Linked DNA regions of Homo sapiens: region 2 is linked to region 1. Evidence: read pairs that join two places in POLR2A ChIA-PET (ENCODE). Cell type or tissue: OCI-LY7. All regions are shown on one strand. Each heading gives the region's core, and the rest is flanking DNA. Links, peaks and the distances in the headings are about the cores only. Region 1 overlaps PRKCE (protein kinase C epsilon). Region 2 overlaps PRKCE (protein kinase C epsilon).

Region 1 (7,620 bases), core at 3,288-5,787:
AAATGTTGTCCCACAGAAATATTTATGTGTGAAGATATATTTGAGAATATTTCTTGTAACATCTAAATGTCTTTCATTACTCTATGTTTCATTTTGCTTATCTGTAAGGTGGCAATAGGGATTCTAGTTTCCTGACACTTGAAATGGCTGGTATAGGAGCACCTCAGAAACAAGCTAGGCTGCTAGAAAGAAGAAAGGTATTCTCTAAATTTAGAACATTATTCCAATATTTCAGAAAAAGGGAGAGTCCTAATTATAAGGTAGTTGCGCTGTGCTTTGTAATGCCAGGGCAGAGACAGCCCAGGTATTAGGTTCTCGCTTGCTTTTGTGCTCTGTTTGGAAGCACGTTGGAGACCAGTGTGATGGGAGTGGCTGGTGGCCTTTATTGTATGGGGTCCTCAGAGTTGGAGCGTTAGCACCCAGAAGATGTGCTCCTCCCCACTAGGAATCTAGCTCTGGCCCTCTGGCAGTGTCTCAAGGGAGAAGTTTCTCTAGGGCCATTTTCTTGACACCCAGCAAATAAGAATCCCTTATATTTGACAACATTATGTTCACACCAACATTAATTTGACTCAGATAATGATGCCACCTGTTACACAGTCCATCAGCATAATTATAGGTGAGGAAATTGCTAAGAGAGGTCCCTGAGCAGTTGGAGGCCAGAAGGAAATATTTTCAATTAATTAATGGCTGGGCAGGTAAATTTTTTTAGTATTAAAAAAATTAAGAATTCCCTAGTGTAAGATGTCATGGCTGCTAACTGTCTAGAAAGGGGTACATATCAGAAGAGGGTAAGCTGAGATTCATGGATGTTCAAACTTTGGTTGTAAGCACTTTTCTTCTTTAAAATATTATTTTAAAGATACTGTGTTAGGTTTTTCTTCTTTTTTTCCCCCTTAACCCCAAAACAAACTCTAATAAAATAACCATTCTGTGAGTTTATAAGTTGCACTGGCTAGAATTTAGCAAAATGAAAAGAATTTAACTTGGATGAATATATTATGCCTAAGGAATTGAGCATCAGTCTGGGCTTTGTTAATGGTGAATGCCTAAACCACCAAATGATTCTGTTGTTTTTGTGGGTTTCTTGAAAGAGACCAAGTATTTAGACTCTCCCTGACTTATGTAACACTTCAGCTATTGCATTGGTAAGTCAAGAAAAATAAGGAACAGAGAACAGGTTTGAAATAAAGCTTCCTATCTGGGTTGCAAGGATACACTTTCTAATTATTTGTTATGATAATTTTATCAATTGCACCTACTGCAAGTGCTCCTTGTCCTTGGATCAATGTGCATTAGCCAGAGACTCTCTTATCAGTAAGCTTCTGAATTGCCTGTATGAGGCACAAATCGTTGGTTGCTCATCCACAACATAAGAGACTTGATGTTGGCCTTTTGGGAGCTCATGTTTCAAATCAGATTAGAGCTAATGTGGCCAGAACATAAGAACACAAGGAAAAATGAACAAAATGTTGTAGGTATGAATGTGCTGTGGGGCGTGCTTTGTTTAAAGCAAACCTCATAAAAGAAGAGCAGGGTTAAAGAAGCCTATTAAGTTAGGGATCACTTATTTGCTTTACAAGAAGGGAGGGACTTAAGCACAGCTCTTGTGGCACATTCGGAATAGAATTTGACTTACAAAAAAGTCTAGATCACAGATTCCGAGTTGAAAGCATGTCATATAAGTGAGATAAAGAACAGTGATGCCTTATTTAACTGGGGAACAGATTTCAGGTAACCTTGGGTAACCAGAACGTGATCATGAATCAGAAAGTGCTGTGGAAGAATAGAAAGAACTGAACTGAACTGAATGGCCAGGGGTCCGGCCTCCCACGACCCCCAATCCCATTCTCTATACCTTGTTTCCTATTGGCGAAAAGAAGGTATTAGACAGTTTCAAAGTCTCTCCCCTTGTTAAAAATTGATAATGTAATCTATCCTTTATTTGTTTTTATATATTTTATATATTTATATATTTGTAATATTTAAGAAAAGATTTAATTTAATAAATATACATAGCAAAGCATTCAAACAGTGAAAAAGTAAATGCTTAAAAGTTTGTTTTCCAGCCAGGTGTGGTGGCTCACTTCTGTAATTCCAATGCTTTGGGAGGCCGAGGGAGGTCAGGCATTTGAGACCAGCCTGGGCAACATGGTAAAACCCTGTCTCTACTTAAAATACAAAGATTAGCCAGGCATGGTGGTGTGTGACTGTAGTCCCAGCTACTTGGGAGGTGGAGGCAGGAGAATCACTTGAACCTGGGAGGCAGAGGTTGCAGTGAGCAGAAGTCACACCACTGCACTGGTGTGACAGGCTGGGTGACAGAGCAAGACTCCATCTCAAAAAAAAAAAAAAAAAAATGCTTGTCTTCCCCTTATCACAGACTCCCACTTCCCTCTCTAGAGACTAGTTCCTTGGATATCCTTCCAGAAATACTCTGTGCATTCTATAAACTTATGCATATGTCTTTTGGAAACAAACAGGAAAATCATGCACACTATCCTGCTTCTTGCTTTTGTTACTTACCAATTTTGGAAATTGTTATGATAGTCTCATATTGATCTGCTTTCTTCTTCTGAAAGACTCTTCAGTGTAGTAATCCATAGTTCAATACTTAGTTGAACTAGAATCTTGGTAAATACTTCATTTATTTCATAAATCTTCTCTTCAGTTCCCTGCAGCTCTAAATTTCTATGACTGTAACATCTAAGTTAAAAAGATGTCTGAGATGTCTGAGTAAGAAAAAAAATAGTTGTTGCAAATCACATGTGCTGCTTCTCTTGGGGGATAAAGGCCCATTTGTTCTTGGTCCCTGACCACTGACATGTATGGTGCAAAGCAGGGGCTGAAAACACTGGTCCATATGTCAGCAGAGGCAGGGGGCGAAGGAAGCACATTTATTCACAGTGGAGACAGGCCTCTTGCATTGTCAATTTTACCCGTGTGAGAATTGTTGTTCCTGTTGGTGACTGGGTCACTGATAAAAGATTAAATCAGATTGGAGACAAAAACTGCACTGCCTTTTAAAGCAATATATACATGTAAGAGGTTTTTCATGTTTAAATGTTAAAAAGTCATTTGGGGTTACAGATGAACCTCTTAAAGAGAAGGCTGTGTATATCGTGTGGGAGCTGGAAGAAAGGGAGTTGTAGAATTTGAGAGGTAGAAGGTTTGAGTGATTTTCCCTCTCTGTATAATGATCTGAAGTGAAGAGACCAATGTACTTTTTTAGGGCTGGACTGGGGCACCAGTGGAAAGGCAATCATAGACCATCCAGGTGCTCCCAGAGTTCCCAGAGTTTAGGGACAACTTGGCATGGGCCATGCTGGCTTACTCTGAAGCAGATACAGCACATACCTTAGGGTGCCAGCAAAGTCAGGGCACTGCAAATTTATTTTGGAAATAGTTTTATGTTTAATATTTACCAAAAAGCTTCAAAATAGCCATCATGGGAAAAGCCTGAACTTCGCTGGATTTCTTTCTCTTATGGCTTAGGATTAGATTTATTTAAAATTACATACATGGGGAGCATTAAGTTTCAGGACTAAGGTTCTAAAAGCTGTAACCAGGCCAGAATGGGGCCTTTGGAAACCAGCGAGCTGTGTCCGTCAGTGGGCTGGGCGGTTCTCCATTACAATCTGTGCAAGGAAGAATGAGCCGTTTGCATTTCCGTGGCAGGAATAGTCATTTTGCCACCCTCAGATTTGATTTCCTCAGAGGAACAGGCTGGGTGCACCTGTTGCTGGTCTGCAGTGTCTCCAGAGAGACTGTGGATTTTCACTGTGACTCATGAGAATTATTTATGGCCACCAAGCTGGTGGACACCAGCAGACTGAGTGACGCAGGCTCAGGGAGTGTTTCCCCTCTGTCCATCAAAGGTTTTTCTGGAATGCCTTCAATATATTGGTTTTTAGCATTTGTGCAAGAAAGAGAAAAGAGAATAACTAACTGTCTGGCACATTCAGTAGTGTTCTTCCCAGTCCATTCATTCCTAAAAGGCTTTCAGTTCAGGCATCCGCTTCGTTGACTTGAAAGTGCATCAGTATCAATATTGGCATCTTATCATTATACTCCACTTCGTGTGTGAAGAGAGACAGTTTTTATCAGCCTTCCCTCCCCACGCCCCCTTTAATGAATCTAATTTCTGCTGCTGGTATTTGGTATTTGAGGTCATTAGCTCAGTGGAACAGAGCCCTGTGCTAATGAGTACAAGGTCACAGCTTTGCATGGAGGCGGCACTCTTTCCTGTAGCGGACACCTGCAGGCCCAGCCAACTGCTTTGCCAGCATTTCCATGAGGCATGGGAAGCCAGGTGAAGAGGGTACAGGTGGCTTAGAACTCAGCCCATCTTTGTCCTTCTCTGGACACAACACACCGCTCTGAGGTTCTACTGACTATGTGTCCGTTGTTCTATCTTAGGAAAATGATAGTTTCAGTGTTAATAATAACAGTCAAGCTTCAGAGGTTATTTTTTTAAAAAACCTTCACTCATGGAAAAAGTTTCTTGGTGTGGATGGTTCATTTTTGTTCATGAATTCACCAAGAAGTTAATGAGTTTTAAGGGCTCTATGGACAGTGAGGAGTCTACAAAGGTAAATAAGATGCAGCTCCCACCTGTCTTAGTTTCCCAGGACTGCCATAACAAAGCACCACAAACTGGGTGGATTACAAGCACAGAAATTTATGACTCTTACTTCTGGAAACTAGAAGTCCTAAATCAAGGTGTTGGCAGGGCCATGTTCCCTCTGAAACATGTCGGGGAGTTTTTTCTTGTCATTTCCACCTTCTGGTAGCCCCAGGTACTCCTGGGCTTGTGTTAGCACCGCTCTGCTCCCTGCTCTGCCTTTACAGGGCCCTTTTCCTCTCCCTGTCTTCTCCTCTTCTTATAAGGACAGTCATTGAATTAGGGCCCACCCTAATGACCTCATCTGAACTTGATTACTCTGCAAAGGCCATATTTCCAAATCAGGTCACATTCATCAGTACCGAGGGCTAGGACTTCTACATACATTTTTAGGGGACACAATTCAACCCATAAAACCATTTGTCCTCAAGATGCTTCCAATTCAGTGAGGGAGACTGATGGAAAAGATGATGGAATCAGTGCTACAAGGGGCCGGAGCACTGTGCTGAAGAGTCCAAGGGAGGACACACACACACACACACACACCCATGCACACACACCCCCACACACACCCCACTCCACCCCACACTAAACACACATCTATCACATGATGTAGAATCGGTCCATTCTAAATGCTCTGTGGGTGAGTTTGCCCTGGCATGTGGGCTCGAGGGATGAGTGGAATTTTAGTTGTAGAGAAGTGAGCCGTGCAGGGTGTTTCAAGCTGAACCTGAGCAATGTCATGGATGCACTTTTGGTCTGGCCTGGGAAGGAAGATGCTTCTGGTAACAATGTGTAAGGGAAGGATTGGACGCTGGAGACTTGAGGCTGACTGAGAGATTCTGCAGGGGGCCAAGGTGGCTCAGGAGGCCTGAACTTGGAAGTGGTGGTGGGATGAGAAGTCAGGAACAGATCCTGAGGAGTGCGGGGTAGGGGAGTGAAGTAGGTGGGAGGTGGCAATGGATGGGTGGGTGGGAGAAGGTCAGAGGCGACCCTCAGACTTCCTGAAAGGGCCGATTGGGAGAAAGGTGAAGACTTTATTTAGGCAAGATAGGGGGTTCAGGCAGAGAGTAAACTTGAAAGGAAGATAAGTTTGCTTGTAAAGATGTTGAATCTGAGATCATTAAAGCTCCAGTGTAGATGCCCAGCACCAAGTGAGAAACTCGAGATTAGCATTCTGGAAGAGAGGCCAGGGCTGGAGGTGAGAATGGCAGTGTGATGGTTGGAACCATGGGGGTGGCTGAGGTGACCTGGAGAGAAAGTGGACAGAAGAGAAGCAGGGCAAGGCCCAGGTTTAGGGAATGCCCCGAGGCATGGGTAGGAGATGGTGCAGGCCGGAAGGGCAGGGAGGAAGGTCGAGAGGAGATGGTCACCCAGCAGGGCTGGGTCCTGTCTTGAGCTAGCTGAAAATAATGGAAAATGAGGAGGCTGTCGGATCTGACAGCTGATGTTCTCTCTGAGAGGCTGGTCTCAAGAAAACTCTCCACAAAGTGACTGGGGCAGAATCCAAATTGCAAGAGGTTAAGGAGAGGTAGAATAAGGCAGTCGGGGTGGACCGTCACCCCTGAGAGGTTTGGCAAGGAGAAGTGAGAAGGCATGGACATCTGAAGAAGCAGGTTAAAGAGAAGGAATTTTTAGTTAGGGAGGAAGATAGAGAGGACAGTACATTGATAAGGCGAATTCTGGAAAAGATGGCAGGTCCTAGGATCCATAGCAGGGAGAGAAGTTTGACTGAGACTTAAGGGAAGTTAGGGAACAGATAGGGAGTCGTGGTGTGAAAGAAGTCCGACTCGTGTGGAAATGTTTAATCCGTGAGGGTCACTCTTCCAGCCACCTTAATCCTGGGGGATGGAATTTTTGACCCGTGGACACAGATTTTGTGGTTATTTATTTCTGCTGTATCCTAACGATATGAGGATGAGAGGCTTACACCTCAGCTCCAAGAGCTTCCCATAGCTTCTTGTGGCCATTTCCAGAACTAAGGGGAGCTCTGGCATTCTAGATAGGCTTTCTCTAGCGTCAAGTATTAAAGCCAGGTAAAATGTCTCATCTAGGAAACGACAGTAGGAGCCTGAGCTGGAAATAGCAATTATTTTCCCTTCATCACCATCCAGGGGAAGAACTATGCTTTGCCCTCGCCCCTGCCTCTCTCTAGATCTGAATTTTTGGATCTGGATATGGATGATGGGCAGAAAAGTGAGGATGGGTTCAGGGAACATGGAGTATATGACTTCAACCCCATGCCACGTTTATTGGGTGCCAAAGGTTTCACTCCAGGCCTTCCCCATCTAAGTGCTAACAGACACAAGAGGAACAGGTTTCCTGTCTTCATGGAACTTATGTGGGACTAACAGCCTGTCCTATGCTAGTGGGCAAGACAAGAATTCCCTGGGAAATGCATATGAATGAGTTGTGTGGTTGAGGAAGGAGAGGCAAAGTCAATGTTGGTTAGAGTGGCTGAGAAAGGTTCAGGGAGGACATGAGTGAGACTTCGAATGGTGGGTGGATTGGATAGATGGGTAAGACATGGAATAGCATCTTGGGTGGATGGCCAATATGCTGGAAGCAATGTGGTGTGTCCATGAGACAGTAAGACTGGCAGACTACAGGAGAGTGTATCTGGGGGTGGATGGTAATCAGGTAGGACAAACCTGAAATGTGGAGGGTTTTAAATATCAGGCTGAGTAGTGTGGGCTTTTTCCTGAGAGTGGCTGAGAGCTACTAGAAGTTAAAGAGAAGGGATCACATGAGGAGATCGGTGTTTTGGAAAGAGACCTGCCTCTCCCTTCTCCTTCAGTTTGGCTATAAAGAGCCAACTGCCTCATGTAAGATGCATTGGTCCTGCCCTCTGCCCCTGTGAGACACATACAAGGTGGCAGTTCCTTCTCCCTGTTTTTCCTGAGTCAGGAAACTTTCTCCCAGCAGCTTGGATGTATTCCTTCAAACTGTACAGAAGGAAGGTTATTGTAAAGTTTGAGGAGGAAAATCTGTTATTC
Region 2 (7,620 bases), core at 2,174-4,673, 200 kb after region 1:
GGTGTGTAAAGAATGTTAGACCCACACCTCCCCAGAACGTGAATCTTTCCCACTGAACTCCCTGGTCAGTGTGGCCTCCTGCTCCTCCTCTTCCTCCTCAAGAGGCCTACCTGGGCTGTCTTGCCACTGACCCCACGTTTGCTGGCAGGTGGAACTCTTACCTGTCCGGGCCATGGGCTCTGGGCTTGCTTCACATGCTGGACCATTTCTGTTCTTGGCCTTAGAATGCATGGTGAAGTGCTTGCAGGACTGTCCTCAGCCCAGGGAGCTCTGGCTCCAGGTGACTCTCATTTCCTCTCTGTCAACTGTCCCAATTCCTAACCCACTCCCACTCTGAGCTCCGTAGCCTGTGTCTGGCTGCTGTCTGCTTTCCTGCCTGTTCTGTCTCTTCCTGAGAACCCCTGCCCATGACCGTCTGGCTATCTTAGAGCACACTATGAGATTGTGTGAAGAGGATTTGCTTAGAGGGGACTTGGCATTTTAATGCTAGCAGTAAAACAAACCTGCCATGCTGACTTCTATTGCATTAAAAAGTGAAGCAACAGGCTTGCTTAAACATAAACAGCAACAGTAAAAACCCAGAACTACCTAACTACATGGGCACAGGAAATAGTCCAGCCATCTTGGAGAATAGCACAAAAATACAGCTGACGTGATAACAGTAACCCTGCAATGAGTCTTGACAATGCTGAAGTCAAATGACTTTTTCAAACCTTTCTAATGCTTGGCTATAATCTAAAGGAAGCATTGCACTTCGAGTGCTGATTTTTTATGAAGCTCGTAAACCTTTTTCTTTAAATGCCAATGTGCTGAAAAGTTATGAGTATTAAAGACTTAGAAAGTGCCTTTAAAAGTGTGGGAAAAGGTCCCTCTTTTCTTGATTATGATTCTTGAATGCTAGTAATGATAGTAGTAGTAATAAATGTCATTCTTCACTAGAATAGTTTTTTCCAAAGACCTTTCGGGTCTACTCTCAAGTTCTTTCCTATCTTTGTGTGAGGTGGACGATGTCACTAGCCTCACGTGGCAGAACGGGGTCAGAAGCTCAGAGTTTAAGTAATATGGCCTGGAATTAGAACCCAGGAGTATTGCTCCTTCTTGTAAACTCTGATGCCTGGGTTTTTACATGGTGTCTATCTGTAATGGCTTATAACAGAGTTGCTCCTCCAGAAGTTTTAGCCTCGTTCCTGCTTGATAGGCAGGGCCTCCCATTGGGCCTGACCCAGGATACATGCTTGGTTGCAGAAAGTCAGCTTTGCAGGTTATACTCTCAGCATTTTGGCCACAGTCAACCGTGCAGAAGGCTTCCTACCTAGATGGACAATAGATAGCGATCTGTGTCTGAAATTCCACAGCCATCAAGATGAAACTGAGAAGCTAGATCATCCTTGCTGGAACACAGATTGAGTTAGGGTGTAGGTCGAGGTTCAGTTGTAGAAAGCAGAATATATCACAGCAAACAAGAGGAAGGGATTTATTATAAGGAATTAAATGGCTTATAGAACTATGAAGAGTTCTGAAGACAAAGGTCTCTAGGTGGCGGTTTCAGGAATAAGTACCCCGGAACCACACTACAGAACTAGACCACCAAGAAAGCTGTTGCCACTCCTACAGATGAAGCCACTTCTCCAGAACCACATTGCAACAGCCATGATTGAGAGGGTCCCACAATCAGGAAGCCATGACTTTTATGGTTCTAGAACCATGCCACATCAGCTATGATCAGCATCTGCAAATGATGTCCTGGTCCTGCCTCCTGGAACCCACAAAGTTGGTACCTGGATGCTGCAACATTGGCTAAAACTGTCATAGAAGAACCAGGTGCCTCTTGGACTTTGCTTGCTGAGCAAATGGCAGCTACTGCCAAAATGTGGTCTCTGCCTCACTTTGGCGTTCTAAATTTCACAAAAGCACATCTAACTGGCCCAACTGAAATCATATCTGGAACTGCAGCTGCAGGGACTTTGAGAGTTGGCTTTAGCTTCCCATCCTCTGCCCACATAGGAGAGGTGGGCACACTAGAAGGATAGAATGTATGCTGGAAGCCAATCCACTGTTATCTCCCATGATCTGTGATCATTAGAAATGGACCTAGATTTCCAGAGTCAGCAGATGAAAACAGAACTGAGGTTATAGCCAGAACATGGAATCGTTGTGAATATTTTGGGGAATGTGTGTGTGGATGATCCCAGATATAACAGATGGCAAAGAATTAAAAGTGGCAAAAGGCGCTGGGTTTGTCCTCTAGCTCCTGCTTAGCTCCTTTGAAACTTGTTAAGCTGTAGTTGCAACAGCCCAAGGAGTTCTGGAGAACTCTAGTCTCACTGTGTATTATTTGGGGAAACAATATGTTAAGAAGCTGTCTTAATTGCCAAGCCTTTACTATGCTAATGTTTGTTGTGAATCTCTAGATGTGGATACAGCATACAAGGGTTCCCCAAACATTTGGCCACTGGAAAGCCTCATGCCTCATCTTTAAAAAATGCAGAAGTAGTATTTCCCAACAGTCTTTTTTTTTTTTTTTTTTTTTTTTGAGCTGGAGTTTCATTCTTGTCACCCAGGCTGGACTGCAATGGCGCGATCTCCTGGGTTCAAGCAATTCTCCTGCCTCAGCCTCCCCAGTAGCTGGAATTACAGGTGCCTGCCACCATGCCTAGCTAATTTTTGTAATTTCAGTAGAGATGGGGGTTTCACCATGTTGGCCAGGCTGGTTTCGAACTCCTGGCCTCTGGTGATCCACCCGCTTTGGCCTCCCAAAGTGCTGGGATCATAAGTGTGAGCCATCGCACCTGGCCAGAAATACTCTTCCAAAGAGCAAGCCAGGGAGTACTGTGGAGAAAAGGCTTGTCTGATTTCCAGGGAGTTAACCTTTTCAATAGCCTCCATCAGGAATGTTTACTGTCAAGATGATAAGATTTCCTCAAGTACAGATGGTGCTCTGCCCTTCAAGGAGAATCAAAAGTGGGGAGACCTTGACCAGCAAAACCAGCCCGTGTGGGGTTCTCTCAGGAATTCAGATGGCCTGAGACTTATCCTGAGATACCCCCAAAGAGGTAACCTGTGATCATAATTAGAAATTACAACAAAATACTAATTATCTGTAGACCACATAGCATTTGGGTTGCTCTGTTATAGAAGCAGATGGTGTTACAGAGAAGGAACTGCATTTAGCTTAAGAAAAATAGGGGCAGCTGGGGCAGGAGCTCAGCGACTAAGAGTATACCGAGTTGGGGGAGGGAAACACGCTGTGGGGTGTGAGTGCAGGAGAGCTGACAGCTGCAGTGGTACCACGTGAAATGTATGGAGGGCGGGAGAAAGCCGACTCCACCTTATAAGGACTTGCAGCCAGGACAGCAAAGCCCTAGAGACAGTGATGAGAACTGCACCAGGCATAAATGGTCCATAAGCGCCCTCCAAAAACTGGATGATGCAGAAGAGGGTGAGAGGACACCTTCAACGATGAACTTGTGTCTTATAGCAAATCTCCCACTGATTTTGATTTTCTACATTAATACTTAACAGAGTTTGTCTGTGGCATGTGTGTGTCATTCTCAGGCAAATCCTTTTTGAAGTTTCTGCTTAAGTATTTAAATGCAGTACTGGCTGTTGGTGGGGTGGGGTGGGGTGGGGGAAGCCCTCAAATCTGAGTGTACACCTCTGCTTCTTAACACTAGGTGTGTTCCCATAGGAAGTCAGGCATGCCTTAAATAGACTTCCCAGGAATGGGAAATGGCAGCTGCAGAATTACAGAAGTTGTATCTGCAGAATTATGAGCGTGCTTGTGGCTCCCTCCATTTTTATGTGTTCTGATTTAGTGAGCTTGATATTCTGGGACTGATACCAGCTTCATATGTACACAAAGGTCACGCACTCCTCCTCCAGTTAACCACACAGATTAACATGTGGGCTGCAACTGCATGAGCCGTGCAGAGGATAGAGTCACTACCCCTTCGCTCTTCTGTGCTCTTTAGGCTCAAATCCTCAGTGGTCAGTCCCTTATTGAAGTGCCTTTTTTCCCTGAAAGCACTCTAGTAAATGGAGGTTTAGCATTATTACTGAATCCCAGCTTTTTCTAATACATGGAGCTCAGTGCTTACTGTCTGTTCCAGAGCAATTACTTATCACCATTACCGGAGATTTGAGTCCTCTCCCTTGGTGATTAGACTCTGAAGGATAGTCGTTTTAATTTTGGTAGTTATGATTTAATCTTTTCAAGCTTTTATTATGGACAATTTCAATATCAAAAGCAGAAAGAATAATGTAGTTCCCATGGACCTATTCCTAGCTTAGTTATTACCCATGGCCAGTCTTGCTTCATCTGTACTTGTACCCATTTCCTCTTTCCCTCGGATTATTTTGAAACTGTCATAGAAATACTTCAGTACATAGTACTCTCTGTTCCTTCTGTTTCTCAGTATCTTTTCAAAACTTTTGTGTGTGTGAGACAGAGTCTCACTCTGTCTCCCAGACTGGATTGCGGTGGTGTGATCTCGGCTCACTGCAACGGTCACCTCCCAGGTTCAAGCAATTCTCGTGCCTCAGCCTCCTGAGTAGCTGGTATTACAGGCGCCCACCACCACACCTGGCTAATTTTTATATTTTTAGTAGAGATGGGATTTTCACCATGGTGGCCAGGCTGGTCTCGAACTCCTGGCCTCAAGTGATCTGCCTGCCTCAGCCTCCCAAAGTGCTGGGATTACAGGTGTGAGCCACCACACCTGGTCTTTTCAAAACTTTCTAAACATCATAGTAATATGTACTTAACTCATGAGGGGCTTTTCAGATTTTTGCCTAGAATGAATAAATTCAGATAGCTCTACAAGTATATGGAGTGCCTACCCTGCACAAGGCACTATGCTGGTTGAGGGATGGGTTAAGGTCAGATTTTGTTGGATAGAGTGGAATTATGCAATGGAAGTGGATTTAGAAGATGTTAGGCCCCTGTCCTGACAGCACGCATGGTCTAGTTGGACCTTGGAATGTTGGCTAACAGAAAGGAACATAAGTTAGGTGCTCAATGAAGTCGCTTGCTTTGTCTGCTCAGCAGAGCTGGAGGCTGTGTCGTCTGAGTATTTGAAGATGAGGGCTTTTAGGAAGGGCGTAGATATTGGGTTGGGTTTGATATTGTGGTTAGTCAGTTGTCAGCCAGCAGTGGAAAGTGAAAGTGGCATGTGCTTGAGCAAAGCTGGCCTAATGGGATATAGATTTACCCGACACACACTGATAGCAAATAGATTGTCCTTACAGCCTTTACCAATATAGAACTTTGATACGTACCATTCTGTTTGCAGAAAGAGCGACCAGAAATGTGCAGCAGTCAGTAATGTACCCCCTAGGGTTGCTGTTCATTCTGACTCAAGGAACTTTTTGGAAGCCCATTGCATAACTAAAAAAGAAATGGGCAGTCTGGTGTATTGTTGGCAAAGCACACCCTGCCATGCCACAGGAAAGTCGGCCCAAGTTGTACCACAAAAGCTGCCACCATTGCTCCCATCCTGATGCTGGCTATCACTACTGAATGCCTTCTCTGGGACTGAATCCTAAACCATCCCTGTGTCCTTTTCACCCCGTCAAGTTTCCAAGTCCCAGGTAGGACTGTGTGATCAAGGTGGGCCACACACCTAAACAGTGGGAGGAAAATTGTGTTGGACTCCTTCGGCTTCTGTAGAAGACCTGGGGCTCTGCCTTCCATCAACAATCATGCAATGGGGATCTTCCGCACGTAGAGTGGGGGTTTCAGTGCTAAGCCTCCAAATGTCCGCTAGGCATATCACTGTTACCTTGGGCTGCTTCCTCTCCCTTCTTCTCAGTCACAAGGCCTTGGCCCTCCTTAAAAATGCCATGTGCACCTGTTGTTCTTGCTTTTCTATTCCCATAGCAACCACGCTAGCCCAGGTGCTCCTCACTGTCAGGTGCCTCAGAATCTCTTGTACAGACTTGCTGCTTTCAGTGGCTCCCGTCCCCACGTCTTCCTACACAGTGCTGCCGCAGCATTCCTGTTAAGCAAAACAACACGGTGGCTCAAATCTAATATCTTCCTGTTGGAAGGCAAAGGCCACCTGCTTACCTTGGCCCTGCTCTCCACAGTTGACACCTGGCTTCTGTTTCCAGCTTCTCTCCATGTAAGCAGGTCCCCAAATGCCCTGTACCTTACCATCTCCACGATTGCTTTTCAATGGTTCTGTTTTCCAGAAGGCTTGCCCGTCTCTCTGCCCAACAAAATCTGTTCCACTCAGGTTCTGCTGACCTCCCCAGAGAGAGGTGACAGCTTTTTTGAGCTCCCATGGCCCAAGTGTGCATTGCTCAGTAAGCCCTTTCATGTCCCATGCCTGTCCACTTAGATGGATGAAGCCACTGGACAGCATTCAGCTGTTCTTTGTATTTCTCTTATTGCTTAACACAGTGCTGGATGAACGGGGCTCACTAGGTATTTGATACTTTCTTTTTTTTTCATAAGAGAGCAGAAGAAAAAAATAACTAGGAACAGGAAAAGTGAAGTGCATAAATCATACGTTGAGTGTTGACAAGCTGAGGACTTGAGGACTCAGGCAAGCTGGAGTGAGGGAGGAGGGGGACAAGTGCCTTTGGAAAGGCAGTGTGGTTAAGTTTGTGCTCTGTTTGTGTTACAGACCAAATGGAGTTGCCTTGGTTGTATGCTTCCCAGGTGTACTGAGTGCCCACCTGGTTTTAAAGGCTGCCCTGGCGGTGGCCCAGAAGCAAATGTAGCATCGTTTGCCAGAGACTCAAGAATGTGTCTGTATAAATAAAAGTGAAAGTGGCATATGCTTGAGCAAAATTGGCCTAATGGGATATGGATTTACCCGACACACACTGATAGCAAATAGATTGTCCTTACAGCCTGCACCAGTATAGAACTTTGATATGTACCCTTCTGTTTGCAGAAAGAGCGACCAGAAATGTGCAGCAGTCAGTAATGTACCCCCCGGGGTTGCTGTTGATTGATGACTTCTCAAGGGCAGCATCTCCACGGGGCTCAGGGAATTCACCGTGAAAGTCAGCCTGGGCCTCCTGCCCACTTTCCCATTGCCTCATTCCGCTGCACAGAGAAGTGTTGAAAGGGGCTCTCCAAGATGGGCTGACTGTTTGCGACCCTCACAGAACCCTGCAGGCCATATTCACAGCAAAGTTCACATGCAGAAGAATGAGAAGGGAAAGTTAGGAAGGGTCAGAGCACATGCAGCGCTCAGTTGAGTAGTTTGGTGGAAAGAAGTGGCCTGTTCCTTCAGAGAACTTGGGGAGATTTGGTGATAGAAGGGCATGACCTGTGAAAATGACTGCAGTCCGGCAGGGTCAATGTGATGGACTCACAGGGAGAGGCTGTTCCTCAGGATCATCTCCCACAGCACAGCCTGGCTCATGTCTTTTCTTTTCTTTTCTTTTTTTTTTTTTTTTGAGATGAGGTCTCACCCTCTTGACCTCTTGCCCTCTCGCCCAAGCTGGAGTGCAGTGGCGCAATCTCGGCTCACTGCAACCTCTGCCTCCTGGGTTCAGGCAATTCTCCTGCCTCAGCCTCCTGAGTAGCTGGGATTACAGGCACCCGCCACCACACCCAGCTAATTTTTGTATTTTTAGCAGAGACAGAGTTTCACCATGTTGGCC

The links. Peaks named below come from ENCODE experiments on the same cell type or tissue, not always from the same donor. Only the 100,000 strongest peaks of a DNase experiment are listed, where the experiment ranks them.
Region 2: POLR2A ChIA-PET joins it to region 1 with 9 read pairs; 1 of 35 experiments calls an interaction of 5 or more read pairs at or near these places.

The regions. Positions count from the first base shown.
Region 1 is chr2:45,687,561-45,695,180 of GRCh38, forward strand. The region is part of intron 1 of PRKCE (protein kinase C epsilon); the gene reads left to right. Among named protein-coding and RNA genes, the nearest start is that of PRKCE-AS1, 16 kb to the left of the region's middle. In OCI-LY7, for the core only: no CTCF peak of the experiment used is centred there; a DNase peak (open chromatin) is centred at 4,261; H3K4me3 peaks cover 563 bases.
Region 2 is chr2:45,885,957-45,893,576 of GRCh38, forward strand. The region is part of intron 2 of PRKCE (protein kinase C epsilon); the gene reads left to right. Among named protein-coding and RNA genes, the nearest start is that of PRKCE-AS1, 210 kb to the left of the region's middle. RefSeq lists an enhancer at 4,391-4,540. In OCI-LY7, for the core only: no CTCF peak of the experiment used is centred there; a DNase peak (open chromatin) is centred at 3,315.